Regions from separate parts of the Homo sapiens genome. Here region 1 is linked to region 2. A link is a contact called in ENCODE Hi-C or POLR2A ChIA-PET data. All regions are on one chromosome and are shown on one strand. The core of a region is the stretch at or near the end of the contact, and the rest is flanking DNA. Distances in the headings are between cores, read along the strand shown.

Evidence for each region. Hi-C counts contacts between places; a loop is a spot of excess contacts on that map. ChIA-PET counts read pairs that join two places held with the same protein, here RNA polymerase II (POLR2A). Pooled maps may share reads with other maps.
Region 1: a pooled map shows a loop between it and region 2 (4-fold over the local background). The contact joins two enhancer-like sites. A Hi-C loop is called at or near these places in 1 of 168 maps with a recorded cell type or tissue (B cell), 11 of 37 single-sample maps with no recorded cell type and 5 of 50 pooled maps. POLR2A ChIA-PET finds 5 or more read pairs at or near these places in 6 of 52 experiments (B cell, CD4-positive, alpha-beta T cell, H1 and 3 more).

Annotation. Positions count from the first base shown.
Region 1 is chr6:157,610,540-157,616,995 of GRCh38, reverse strand. The region is part of intron 3 of ZDHHC14 (zDHHC palmitoyltransferase 14); the gene reads right to left. Among named protein-coding and RNA genes, the nearest start is that of MIR3692, 85 kb to the right of the region's middle. RefSeq lists enhancers at 1-465, 466-967. Within about 2 kb of position 3,660, at least 10 of the 41 ENCODE cell types and tissues checked have a DNase peak (open chromatin) inside an H3K27ac peak, as active enhancers do; they include B cell, where a contact is called at or near this core.
Region 2 is chr6:157,567,073-157,573,506 of GRCh38, reverse strand. All of the region lies in intron 2 of ZDHHC14 (zDHHC palmitoyltransferase 14), which reads right to left. Among named protein-coding and RNA genes, the nearest start is that of MIR3692, 41 kb to the right of the region's middle. RefSeq lists an enhancer at 1-675. Within about 2 kb of position 2,331, at least 3 of the 41 ENCODE cell types and tissues checked have a DNase peak (open chromatin) inside an H3K27ac peak, as active enhancers do; they include B cell, where a contact is called at or near this core.

The DNA of each region.
Region 1 (6,456 bases), core at 2,411-4,910, 42 kb before region 2:
ATGGTCAGAAGACCCCTAGGGCATTCCTGCTCTGATGGTCCATAATCTGAGATCTGGGGGCCAAGGGAACCCCAGGGTCCAGCACTCCCCATCAGAGGTCCTTGTGGCTCAGTCTGGTTCTCTTGGGACAGTCCTGACCATCCCGATTTGCCTAACATGGAACAGAAGCAAAGTGACTCTCAGGTGTGCAGAAGGGGCGTTTGACACCCAGACATCATCTGTAGGGTCTCCCAACATTCTCATGGCACACTGTCCCTGCACCCGGACGTCTGATCCCCCCGAAGTATCTGTTCCTCCTGCCTCGTGTGTGGTTGGGATTTTAGGGCATACATCTGAGATTCCACAATCCCTCTGTCCCTTCAGTTCGAGGTCTGGTCTACGGTACACACTCAGGTCAGGGAGGGTGCACCTGGGAGTGGAGTGGCCTGGCAGCCTTTCCTGCTGGGCACAGGGCCGCTCGTCCTCTAGGGTGCCTGTGGGTTCTGTAGTGTCCAGCTCCAGCCTTGGGCCTGGCATCTCCCTGGGGTGAGCTGACCCCCTGGACACTTGTGGACCTAATTGTCCCACGGGCCCTCCCCTTCCGCAGGTCCCAAGCTCTGGTCATCAAGCTCCCTGCAATCTCTCCTCCTCACAAGCTGCCTCTTCTTTGCTAGTGGCATCCCCCATGGGGAACCCATTTATTTCATGCCCTCTGCCCCCTCATCCCTCACATCCAGGTGGTCAGCAGGAGGTGGTCATGGTCTCTCTGATCTCTCCTGTCTTGCTCCCCAGTGTCTGAAGGCCACTGCACTGTGCCGGCTCTTGTCCCCTCTTGCAGGAGCCGCTGTCACATCTTCCTGGACACCCCCCTTATGTGTCCCCCACACTGTTGCCAACAGGGCCTTCCAGTGCAAATGACATCTCAGGAGCCTCTTGCCTGAAGTCTCTGGGTGGTTCCTAATGCTGCTGGCGCCCCACTCTCCTGTCACTGGCTGCACCCCCAATGTGTCTGCAGAACCGAGTGCTCTGAGGTCTGGGTTTCCAAGCTGAGCTCCTTGGGTGCTGGGCAGGCCTCTGGCCCCCTCTCTCACCTCTTCTTCCTTCCCCTTGAACTATAGCAGTTAGACCTATGTCTGTTTTATATACTGAGTTTCCTCATTATTTTTCATTTTCTAAAATGGATCACTGCTTATAACAACCAAAACAAAACAAAACAAAACAAAACAAAAATGCAGTCAGCTAGTAAATGTGGCAAATGTTGACTGTAATTATTGTGAGCAGCTCTGAGTGAAGTTCCTAGGGTGCGATGCTGCCCCCTTATGAAACACCACATGATGGGCACTGCTGGCAGGATGTAGGACTCTACGGCAGAGGACTTGAACTTGGGTCCTGGCCTTTTGCCTAGTGATATGATGTGCACAGTTTCTGGGCCTCAGCAAGTCGGATATGCTATAAAAGGTTATTTCCAACTCAAATACTACGATTCCATAGCTAAATAAAACTTTTCAAGAACTGAAGTCAATTGTGTCTACACATTTCACACAATGAGGAAGTGCTGGCCAGCCCAGCAGCAGGAACTCTACAAATAAAGTATTTACGAGAACAGGGGCGCTTACAGACCCAGCCTAGGCCCAGAACAGGTTGGTGGCTCTAATGGCACTCAGAAATGACGAAGTACGACATCAATACCCCTGCCAGCAGACTTGGGTCCGCACAGACGTCTGGAGCTCTAAATACAGTGTGCTGTTTTTGTTTCTTGTTGTTCACATAAAGCTGCAAGCACTTCACTGAGTCACTGCAGTCCAGTCAGCAGGTCCTTAATTACTTTTCTCAACAAAGGCACTCAAAAGAACAGGCAAAGTTCTACCAGTTAGGACCGGCTATGGAATGTCGGGGGCCCGTGGCAAAATGAAAATTTGGGGCAGCTGCTTAAAAATCATTAAGAATTGGCCGGGCACAGTGGCTCATGCCTGTAATTCCAGCACTTTGGGAGGCGGAGGTGGGTGGATCCCCTGAGGTCAGGAGTTTGAGACGAGCTTGGTCAACATAGTGAAATCCCACCTACTAAAATTACAAAAATTAGCCAGGTGTGGTGGCGGGCACCTGTAATCCCAGCTAGCTGGGAGGCTGAGGCATGAGAATCGCTTGAACCTGGGAAGCAGAGGTTACAGTGAGCCAAGATTGCACCATTGCACTCCAGCGTGGGTGACACAGTGAGACTCTGTCTCAAAAAAAAAACAAAAAAAAAACATGAAGAGTTTCAAGCTGGAGAGAGCAGAACACGAAGTCCATCTGGGGCCCCGTGTGAGGAAGCAGGTCACACACTGGTGACCCCGGCCCTGCTAACTGCCATAGTGTTACGGCCTGGGAATGTGATTTTCCCATTTGTGGCAGATCGATGTCTAGCGATTCCATGGGGTTTTCTGAGAGGATTTATAGAGAGTTTTTCTAAGAACATCACACAGTGAGGAAGTTGTGATTTCCTCGGAGTTAAGGCCTAGTCAACAGCCCCTTCTCTATGGAGAGCCTTGGGGCTTTTCTTCCCCTTGAACTACAGCAGTTAGACCTATGTCTGTTTTATATATTGAGTTTCCTCATTACTTTTCATTTTCTAAAATGGATCACTGCTTACATCAACCAAAAAAAAAAAAAAATCAGTCAGCTAGTAAATGTGGTAAAGTTGACTGTAAATCAGTCAGCTAGTAAATGTGGTAAAGTTGACTGTAATTTTTGTGAGCAGCTGTGAGTGAAGTTCCTGGAGGTGGGGCTGCTCCCTTATGAAACACCACACAGTGGGGCACTGTTGATGGGATGTAGGACTCTATGGCACAGGACTTGAACTTGGGTCCTGGCCTTTTGCACTCCCCGCCCCCCCATCCCCCCTACCAAGAGCTGCGGTGTCTTCACCCAGGTGCACCAGCCAGCGGTGGGGGGGCTTGCCAAGAGCTGCCATTTTCTAGCCTGGGCGAGGCTGACTGGGTGAAGGTGTGATGGGAACAAGTTTACCAAGGAAGAAGGATATAATATCAGGGAGACCACGAGAGGAAGAGTCAGCAAACACTAAAACTGTCAGCCCTTTCAATACTATTTTCCAAGAGTATCAGAAACTGTTTATAGCCTCCAGGGCAACCGTTCTTAGACTTTTTTTTTCATTCCTTACTGGTTTAAAACTCTGATGACAGCTATGGATCCCTTCACTCTCGTGCACTCACACATTTTAGGTACAATTTCCCGAAGCCTATTCCTAGGCCCCAGGTTAAGAATGGATGACCTATCAGGTTAGTTCACAGAAACTGAAATAACTTATTTCAGATGATGAGATGGATGGGCTGCCTACTGCTCCAACAAGGCTGCTTGAAATGATTTATTTCAACCAGAATTTAAAACTGAGCTGTTCTAAGAAGGCAGGCCAACAGGTGCCTATCGTGTGGCATGCTAAATGTGCCATCCCCAGGGTCCCGGAGGTATACAACCTAAAATCCCAGCCCCAGGCAGGCTGACACCCTGGGCTAACCCCGGCATAAGTCAATGGAATCCTTGGCCTACTCAGAAGGAGCTACTCTAATTACGCTTTATTCCAGGATTTCTTAAACTAAGGGTTGTGATCAAATAGTGAGTCATGAAATTGATTTAGCTGGTCATGACCAGCACTAAAAACAAACAATAAAATAGAAAGTATCAAGGCATCTTCTGTTGAGAAAGGCAAGCACTGTTTCATGCCTTTTATGTGCATCTCTGTGCACTGGATCCCAGTAGAAAATGTATTTCCTACTGTGAGTTGCTGTAAAACACAAAAAGTTTGAAAGCTACTGTTTTATTCGAATTTGTAGGAGGCACACGTGAGGCCCTCCGATATCTGTTGAGTAGATAAATACACGTGTAGGTTGCGTCAGTCACAGACCTAAAGACACCATGAGTCATTTTCAGTGATGGCATTTCCACCCTCCCAGAACTGTGCAAGGATTACTAGCTCTTGATCAGACTTAATTTTTTTTAAATGATCATTTCTCTTGGAGTCTGACATTTTAAAATTTGTGCTTCTGGTAGGTTTGAGGGTGAAGGATATGGGTTTCATTTAGTTTAGATTGGGTGCCCGAGGCTTTTTTTTTCCCCCCAGTTGAGAACACTAACCTCATCATAGGGCCAAAAAAGCAATATACTTTTTTTTTTTTTCTCTAAGAGAGAAGACTACGATGGAGACATGAAGGTAGATACAGCAAGAGGAGCATCAAATTCTCTTTTTCTTCTTCCCTCCCTTCTCTCCTTCAGTAAATACTAACTGAGCAGCTGCATGCCAGTCAAGGAGTTGGCTGCTGGGAATACAGTAAGGGAAACTGACACAGGCCTGGCCTCTTGAAGCTTACCCAACTGTGGGCAGAGACATCGGCCACTCGAGTCCACACATCCCCAGTGTATACCATGACAACCCTGGTCAGAGCTATGAAGGAAGCATACAGAAAGCTATGGGAAGTGTGTGCAGTGGCAGGCTTCCCTGAGGAGCCCACGCCTGAACATCTCCCTGAAAGATGAGCAGGAATTAACAGAGAGGAACCAGAGGAGACCTCGGGGCTGGAGCCCAGGTGGCATGCAGGACTACGGTGCAAGCCGAGAGAGGTGGGTCTTGTATACTAGGTTAAGGATTTTGGCCTCCTTCCCATAGTGATGAGATTCTGTTTGGAAACGGTCACTCTGATGTCAGCATAGAGGCTGGATTAGATGAGGAGCAGAGTGGATGGTGGGTGTCCTCCGAGAGACCTTTGCACAGTTAAAGTGAGAGATGATGGCGGCTTGCAGCTGGCCGAGGCAGTGCACAGAAGGAAAGGGATGAAGTGGTTTAAGCTGGGATCCACCTAGTAAGCAAACTGTACAGAGCCTGGTGATGGATTAGGTGAGCAGGGTGTGGCAGAGAAAGGAGTCGGTAGGACCCTCACGTCTGTGTAGCCTGTGAATGGGGCTGGCCCTCAGCAAGGTGGGGGGTCACTGGGGAAAGATGATTTGGGGTGCTTTTATCTCCCCAAGTGGACATGTCCAGCGGGAAGCTGCATATGCATGTCTGGAGCTCTGAGGAGAGGTCTGAGCTAGAGACATAAGCCTGGCAGAAAGAGAGACTCCGGAAGGCAAAAGGAGCAAGACACAGGTATAAACACACACTCGTCAGAGCCACAAAGCCAAGAACCACACACACACAAAAGGGACGGAGCCGGTCAAAAAGATGCACAAACAGGGAAAGTCAGATGAACAGAGACAGACTTTCATGAAGCAATCGCTTGTGGCTTTTCTGGGTATGGAAGAAATATATTTTTCAAGCTAAGTTGCAGTTTGACAATTCCAGGCAGAAATAAGGTGAGCACTTGGCCAGAGTCCACCCTCCCTTGCTGGATCGTCTCCAACCTGCAGGCACACATCTACCTTTGCCTTGGAAGAAGGTCTCTTTGCACTGGGCACTGACACTGCAGTTGAGTATCACTGACAAAGCCAGAACAGGATGAAAATGTGCCCGGGAGGCCCCAGAAATTCTGTTGTTGAAGCTTTCCTATTGGCCAGGGATGCTCTCTCCAAAAAACTGTATTAGACATGTAATCTCACTCTTTTGTCATAAACAGTTTCTAAATAAATGCACAGAATAAAAAAGACGTGATACCTTAAAAAATTTACGTTAGACGCATTATTTTACATCAGAATCCTCTATCAAAGCACTTTTTAAAAGTACACATATTGGCCAGGCGCGGGGGCTCATGACTGTAATCCCAGCACTTTGGGAGGCCGAGGTGGGCAGATCACCTGAGGTCAGGAGTTTGAGACCAACCTGGCCAATATGGTGAAACCCTGTCTCTACTAAAAATACAAAAATTAGCTGGGCATGGTGGCGCGTGCCTATAGCCCCAGCTACTCGGGGAGGCTGAGGCAGAAGGATGGCTTGAACCCGGGAGGTGGAGATTGCATCACAGCACTCCAGCAGACAGAGCAGGACCCTGTCTCAAAAAACAAAACAAAAACAAAAACAAACAAAAATGTGCATTTATTCATGGCTCCCAGTCTTACACGAGCATATTTGACAGAAGTCTCCAGAAAGTCCCACAGGGCCGACCAGGCAGTGATTCTGCTTCCTGTGGCAGTTCTATTTCTCATTCTACACTTATAAATTGGCACTCTGATTACGAATTGGCTGCCCAGGCAGCTTGATACCAGGCAGAGAAGCGGCTGGCTTTGCCTGGTGAGAGAATGCTGGCCCCTGTGACAACGTTGGTCCTGCAGTCATCTGTTGAAAATGAACAAATCTGCATTCTGGCTTTCTGCATTCAGGATGAGAGCTCGGACAACATGGGTCTGTCCACAAGCTCCAGTCCTCCAAGTCCAACATTGAGACCAAGGCCGCTCTGTGGGCCAACGCTGCCTCTCCTTCTTGGAATGTGTAGCCCCTCCCTCCATCCTGACCTCCAGGGGCTGTTGAGACTCTCAGGAGTGACCGACAGGAAC
Region 2 (6,434 bases), core at 1,082-3,581:
CATGTCCCGCATAGAGATGGTTCGTCTCTCTGCCCTTGCTGGAGGCATGCAGGGCCAGGAGGCTGGGCAAATTTTTTTCTACTTAGGCTCAAACCATTCTGTCGGGCTTGCCCTCGTGAGGTGAGCAGGACATGAAAGGCCTGCCACTGGGTACATGCTGGTCCCATGGAATGAGATGGAACCGGCGTGGATGCTTTCCAGCTCTGGGAGGGAGCACAGGGTGCACCCGGTGCAAGGGTTGGAGAGCCCTGACCGCGCTCTGACTTGCAGAGGAGTCCCCAGAGCTCCTCAACAGCTGGCAAGAGGGTGTAAGTGGTGGGAAAGATGAAAGGGGAGTGGGGCCGAAAGAAAGGGGGATGGCGAGTGCAGACAATCCTTGCCTTTCTCGGAACAGGAAGCTGGTTTTGAGTTGTAGGGGGTAATTTCGTTAGAAAACACAAAGGATTTGGGCTTTTCCCAGACTTGGTCATCAAAGGGCATGTGGGATGATCTCTTGAGGAGAGAACTTTGTCAAGAAGAAGGCATTTGTAGGATAAGAACTTTAAATAGGCCCTCTAGCCCCAAGAGAACCTGACTACTTAGGGCCTTAACAAGGAATTGACGGGGGAAAAAGCCCAATGGAAGTATTAGTAGAAAACCTTTTTCTGTCTACTTAATAGAGAACAGAAACAGGTGGCCTCGAAGAATGAGTTTCATGTGCTATGCAGTGCTAGGTTCTTTATGCATTCATTCAAATATTTATTAGGCACCTACTGTATGCCCAACAGTCCTCTAGGTGCTGTAGATACAGTGGTAAACAAGGTAAGTCCTCTGTCCATGAAGGGGAACATCACACACCGGGGACTGTTGTGGGGTGGGGGGCGGGGGGAGGGATAGCATTAGGAGATATACCTAATGCTAAATGATGAGTTAATGGGTGCGGCACACCAACATGGCACATGTATACATATGTAACAAACCTGCACGTTGTGCACATGTACCCTAAAACTTAAAGTATAATAATAATAAAATAAAAAAAAAGGTTAGTCCTCTTTCTTATTGTGGCTTGTACTCTAGGGAGGCCAGATAAACCCAGAATCTGTATTTTTTAATAATTTAAGTGTGCAGACAAATCATACTCATGGCAGATCTTAAACTTGGCTGATGATCGGGATCATCTAGGGCAGTGGTTCTCAACCAGGGCGATTTGCCTCCCGGGGGAAATCTGAAACCATCTAGAGATGTTTGTAGTTGTCATGAGTGGGAGGGAGTGTCACAAGTGGGACCTAGTGGGTGGTGGCCAGGGGTGTTGCTAAATGTCCTACAATGTGCAGGACAGCCCCTCCCAACAAAGAACGTTCCAGCCCCAGATATCAAGAGTGCTGAGGCTGAGAGGCCCTGCCCTAGGGTCTTGCTACTCAAAGTGTGGGCCATGGACTGGCAGTATTGGCATCACCAGGAAGCTTATTAGAAATGAATCATCTCAGCGTCTCCTCCCAGCCCCGACCCTGCTGAGCCAGAATCTGCATTTTCAAAGATTCCCCACACACCCTCCCACCCTGAATTTGGATTTGGATGCACGTGAAAATCTGAGGAGCCTTGCCGTAGGTGCACACACTTATTAGCAGGCAGGACAAAATTAACAGCAAGTCAGCCAACTAGTTAGCTAAGCTTGGTGAAGTCCCCGCCCCAAGCACCATTCACGAAAGGTTTACTTACCTAGCAGGCTCAAAAAAAAAAAAAAAAAAAAATACAGATTCCTCATTCCTGAAGATTCTTATCTGCAGGAGGGGCTAAGAATATGCATTTTTATAACAGCTCCCTGTGTACAGCTGAGAGAGACAGGTTTGTACACCATACAAGTAACAGCTGAACCCCAAGGCTGCATTTCAGTACCATTAGCTGGGGAATCTAAGCAGCTGGCTAAAAACACAGACAAAAGAGAAAGATGCAAGCCACTTACGAAGATGCTCCCGTCACCCAAAGAGCTGATATTATCTAGTTAATTATGGAAGGTCTGCCCAGTAAAACAGCCAGGCCAGGTGTTTAAACTGTTTGTTTTTGTTGTTATTTATAGCATCGTGAGTTTCCGTTCAAAGAAACTTTTACAAAGAACCTCAGTATACAAAACAGATGAGAGTGAAGCAGCTCTGGTTTATGGGGACACCCAACATGTCTGTCCCTTGCCTGGGCTCCAGGAGGCACAGTTTGAAAAACATCATGACAGACAATAGCTGTGGTCTAGAGTGCATGCTGATTTTAGGTGAGAAAGACCCTAATAAAGTACGTTTCATTCAAGGAATGCTCTCGTGCACATAGGCATGCTCTCATGAAGTTGAAGTGGCTATTTGCTTGAACTTTAACGTGAATGCGGAGTGGCAAACATCAATGTTCAAAAATGATTCCATGAATAGAAACACAAATATTCCTACAAATTGTTTTGAAAATATAAGTTCCAGAAAATGGAAACATAGAATGGCCCCAGTAAAGAGTATGATTCTTTGATCTGGTGGAGAAAACAGACTTCAGCTTCTCCATTTTTAAACCATGACAATCTCAGTTCCTGCAGTTCAGGGACATTGTAATTCATGCAAAGACCTTGAACTGTCAGATGCTATGATGTTCACAGCTATCAAAAGCTCTTTTTTCAGGGGCTGCCCAGACTCAGAAGGGCAATATAGATGTATGTGTGTGTGTATATATATATATATGTGTGTGTGTGTGTATATATATGTGTGTGTGTGTGTATATATATATGTGTGTGTGTGTGTGTATGTATATACATATATATATCACTAATTAGTACAATTAAAAACAATAAAAAGAAAGTGTTTAGTAGCTGCGACCTTTTTAGTTTAACTGAGTTAATCCAATACATGCTCATAACAAAATGAAAATTAATGACTACCTTATATTTTCCATACTATTTTTTTCCACATGGATGCCAAAGCCTTGCCCTTGAAAGGAAAAGAAAGTGGCTTTGTCCTTGCAAAGTTTTAATTTCCCTCAAATTGTGTCAAAGTTCTCTGAGTATATACACAAAACCGCTGTGCTGCGTAAGTGAAGATCAGTTCTTCCACTGAAAGCCAAAGCTAGAAATATTTGTGTGTTTCCACTTTGTGGTACATAATTTCTGCATTGTCAGAAATGGGTAAATATTGTACAGTGATAGAGATCAATTTGGGTTGTCAGTGTTTGCATTATTGTAAGACAAGTAGACAAGAACAAAGGTAAAAAGTGGACACTGGATACCACGCTATGGCAGGGCCAGGCTTCACCATTATCACCAGGAAAATCAGACAGGCTTTTATTGAAGTTTGAGTGGCATTAATATTGAGAGCATTAGCAAAAGACCTGAATGCAAGGGCTGGTTTATCACTCATTCTACACCGGACTGGTGCAAGATTTTATCTTTAGCATTGAAGAAAAGAGAATTAGGATTACCAGTACAGAAGCAGGGGATGCTATTTATAAGTACACTATACTTTAAAGAATAAAAATGCCCATCTATTATGGTCCTAAGCTCTTTTCTTTTTTGCCTCTAATCAACACAGATTGGATAAAATGAATAAAAATCTTCATTAAGGTTAACAAATATAAACCAATATATATACAAGCTTTAAAAGTATTTTTATATATTTAATGACACAAACAGTTGGAAACTACAAAGAAGACAATGTCTCCTTTGAAACAGAAAAATATAACCACAAAACTCTAGAAATAAAGCTAACAAAAAAATGGTAGGTAGCTTCCGTGTGAAGAAAAAAACAATACAACAATATAGAGACTTGAAGGGGGTTTTGAAAACCACAGAGAGACACTCTGCTTCCTGCGGTGGAAGATTCAGTATTTTAAATATGTCACTTCTTCCCAACTTACTTTATACATCTATTACAATGCTAATAGAAATCTCAATATGATTTAGAAAAATTTTGACAAATTTGACAAAATGATTCTAAACTTCATCTGGAAGAATAAACGTGAGAATATTTGCAAAAGTAAAATAATAAGGGGAAATCATTGGCCCGGGAATAAATAAAATACTGAAACAAAATAGAAGATCCCCAATAGACAAATTTTCTAAGACTTAGTATCTGATAAATACAGCCTTTCAAATCAGTGGGGAAAGCATGGATTATTATTAATTATTATTTTATTTATTACAAATAAACAAAATTAGGATAGACAGCTAATCATTTGAGGGAAGAACCTGAAGTTAAAACCACACCTTCAAAGACATACCAGAGACTAAAATGTAAAAAATTATAATATGTAAGAACTAGAAAAATATACATAAACTTATCTGATTAGGAGGAGTGGAGTAGGGAAAGGTTTTTGGACATACGGGTTTTTAAATTTTTATATGGTTAGACTATCAATCTTTTTCTATATAGGTTGGCTTGTCACATAAGTTTGGCAACATAAAGAAAAGATTGATACTCTGACCACATAGAAAATAAAAGACCTGTATGTCAAAAAAACTTCATAAAAATGCAAATGATAAAGTAGAAAAATATTTGTAACATATATAACAAAGGGTAGTATCTTTAAAGAGCTCTAATAAATAAATAGAAAAAAGTCAAATAGTCCAGTGATAAAATGGGCAAAAAAGATGAACAGGCAACTCACACAAAGAAATAACAGCTATCAGTAAATATATTTTTTAAAGTTTGTGATTTGCCCCCAACCCCCAATTTCAAACAAGCGAGGTCAAAAGTTAATTTTACTTGACAATATTTGGTATTGTTGAGAACAGTGAGGATAAGCATGCTCATATACTTTTGGTGAAGATATAAATTTATACAGCCTTAGGGGGAACAAGTTAGTTGTATATCTCAAAACATTAAAAACGTATGTATCTTTTGGCCCAGCAACAGCATTTTTAGGCATTTGACTTAAGGAAATTTTCATGAATACTGAGTGCAACATTGTTTTTAATTAATATTAAAAACTGGAATCAACTTCAATGTCAACAAGACGGGATTTATTAAACAAATGATGATGTGATCATACAGTGGATTACTACACACCTATTAAAAATGGAATTCCTGTGAAGAAAGGTTCAAGTATATTAAGAGGAAAAAAAATCTGCCTTCAAAATAGTAATGTACAATGTGATCCCATTGGGTAAAAATACATTATGCAGAGAAAAAAACTGGAAGGATATATAAAAATGTTAATTATTATATCTTTGGTAGAATTAATTAAGTACCTTTAATATATTAAAATCAATTTTCATTTTCTTCTTTATTCTTTTTAAGGATTCTATAATGGACATATATATTACTTTGTAGTGAGAAAAAACTATCGCTTTTGAAACAGTTTGGAAATAGGCATAAAACATTTGCAAAAGAAATTGGTTCCCTACAATTCATAAATTTAGATGTCAATGAAGTATTTCTGCTGCTTTGGAAAAAAATGCAAGTTCATAGTTTTCATAATGATTTTTGAAAGATGTCCCCTCTATTTCCCCTAAAGGCTGGTTATAAGTGAGTAAAATGTTTTTCAGATTCTTACTTCACTCTGAAGCTCTATGACAAGGAGGTATTTCACTCATTGGGGCCACCTGCAGCTCTTGAAATTTTAAGTCAGCTCTTGGCCTTCTGGCAGCCCTACAGTGCTGTAAGGGGCTGAGTCCAAATATTAGCTCACTTAACACGGACTACTTCAGTGTAACCACATCAAACCAATCTGGTCCAACTTTTTTTTTTTTTTTTGAGATGGGGTCTCACTCTGTCACCCACGCTGGAGTGCAATGGTGTGATCTTGGCTCACTGCAACCTCCCAGGTTCAACTGATTCTCCTGTCTCAGCGTCCCAAGTAGCTGGGACTACAGGCACACACCACCACATCTGGCTAATTTTTGTATTTTTAGCAGAGATGGGGTTTCGCCATGTTGGCCAGGCTGGTCTCAAACTCCTGACCTCAGGGTGATCCACCCGCCTCAACCTCCCAAAGTGTTGGGATTACAGGCAAAAGCCACGGCGCCCGGCGGGTTCAACTTTTATGTACCAAAGTTGTGATCTGTTTTTCAGTTGTCATGGACCTCCAGGTTGAAGGTCACATAACCTGAGCATGCCCAGATGAACCAAGCCCGCAACCACAGGTGGAACCTAAGTGCTTAGAGTGAGGAATGGGGACAAAATTAAGAAGTGGACATTGCCTGGCATCCAGGATCCAATCAGATTGAGCTCTAGGCTCAGCCCACGGCAGTCAGATGGGGCTCCCGGAATCATTGCATTACAAGATCCAATTAGATCACACCTCATTACCCTATGTTTTTGCATCTGCCCCAGCCCCCAGCTTGACAAGACAGTTTTGGGAACCATCCCTGGTGTTCTCCTTACTTGTCACAAGTAATAAAACCCCCTTGTTAGGCCAGGCATGCTGGGTCACGCGTGTAATCTCAGCACTTTGGGAAGCCGAGGCAGATGGATCACCCTGAGGTCAGGAGT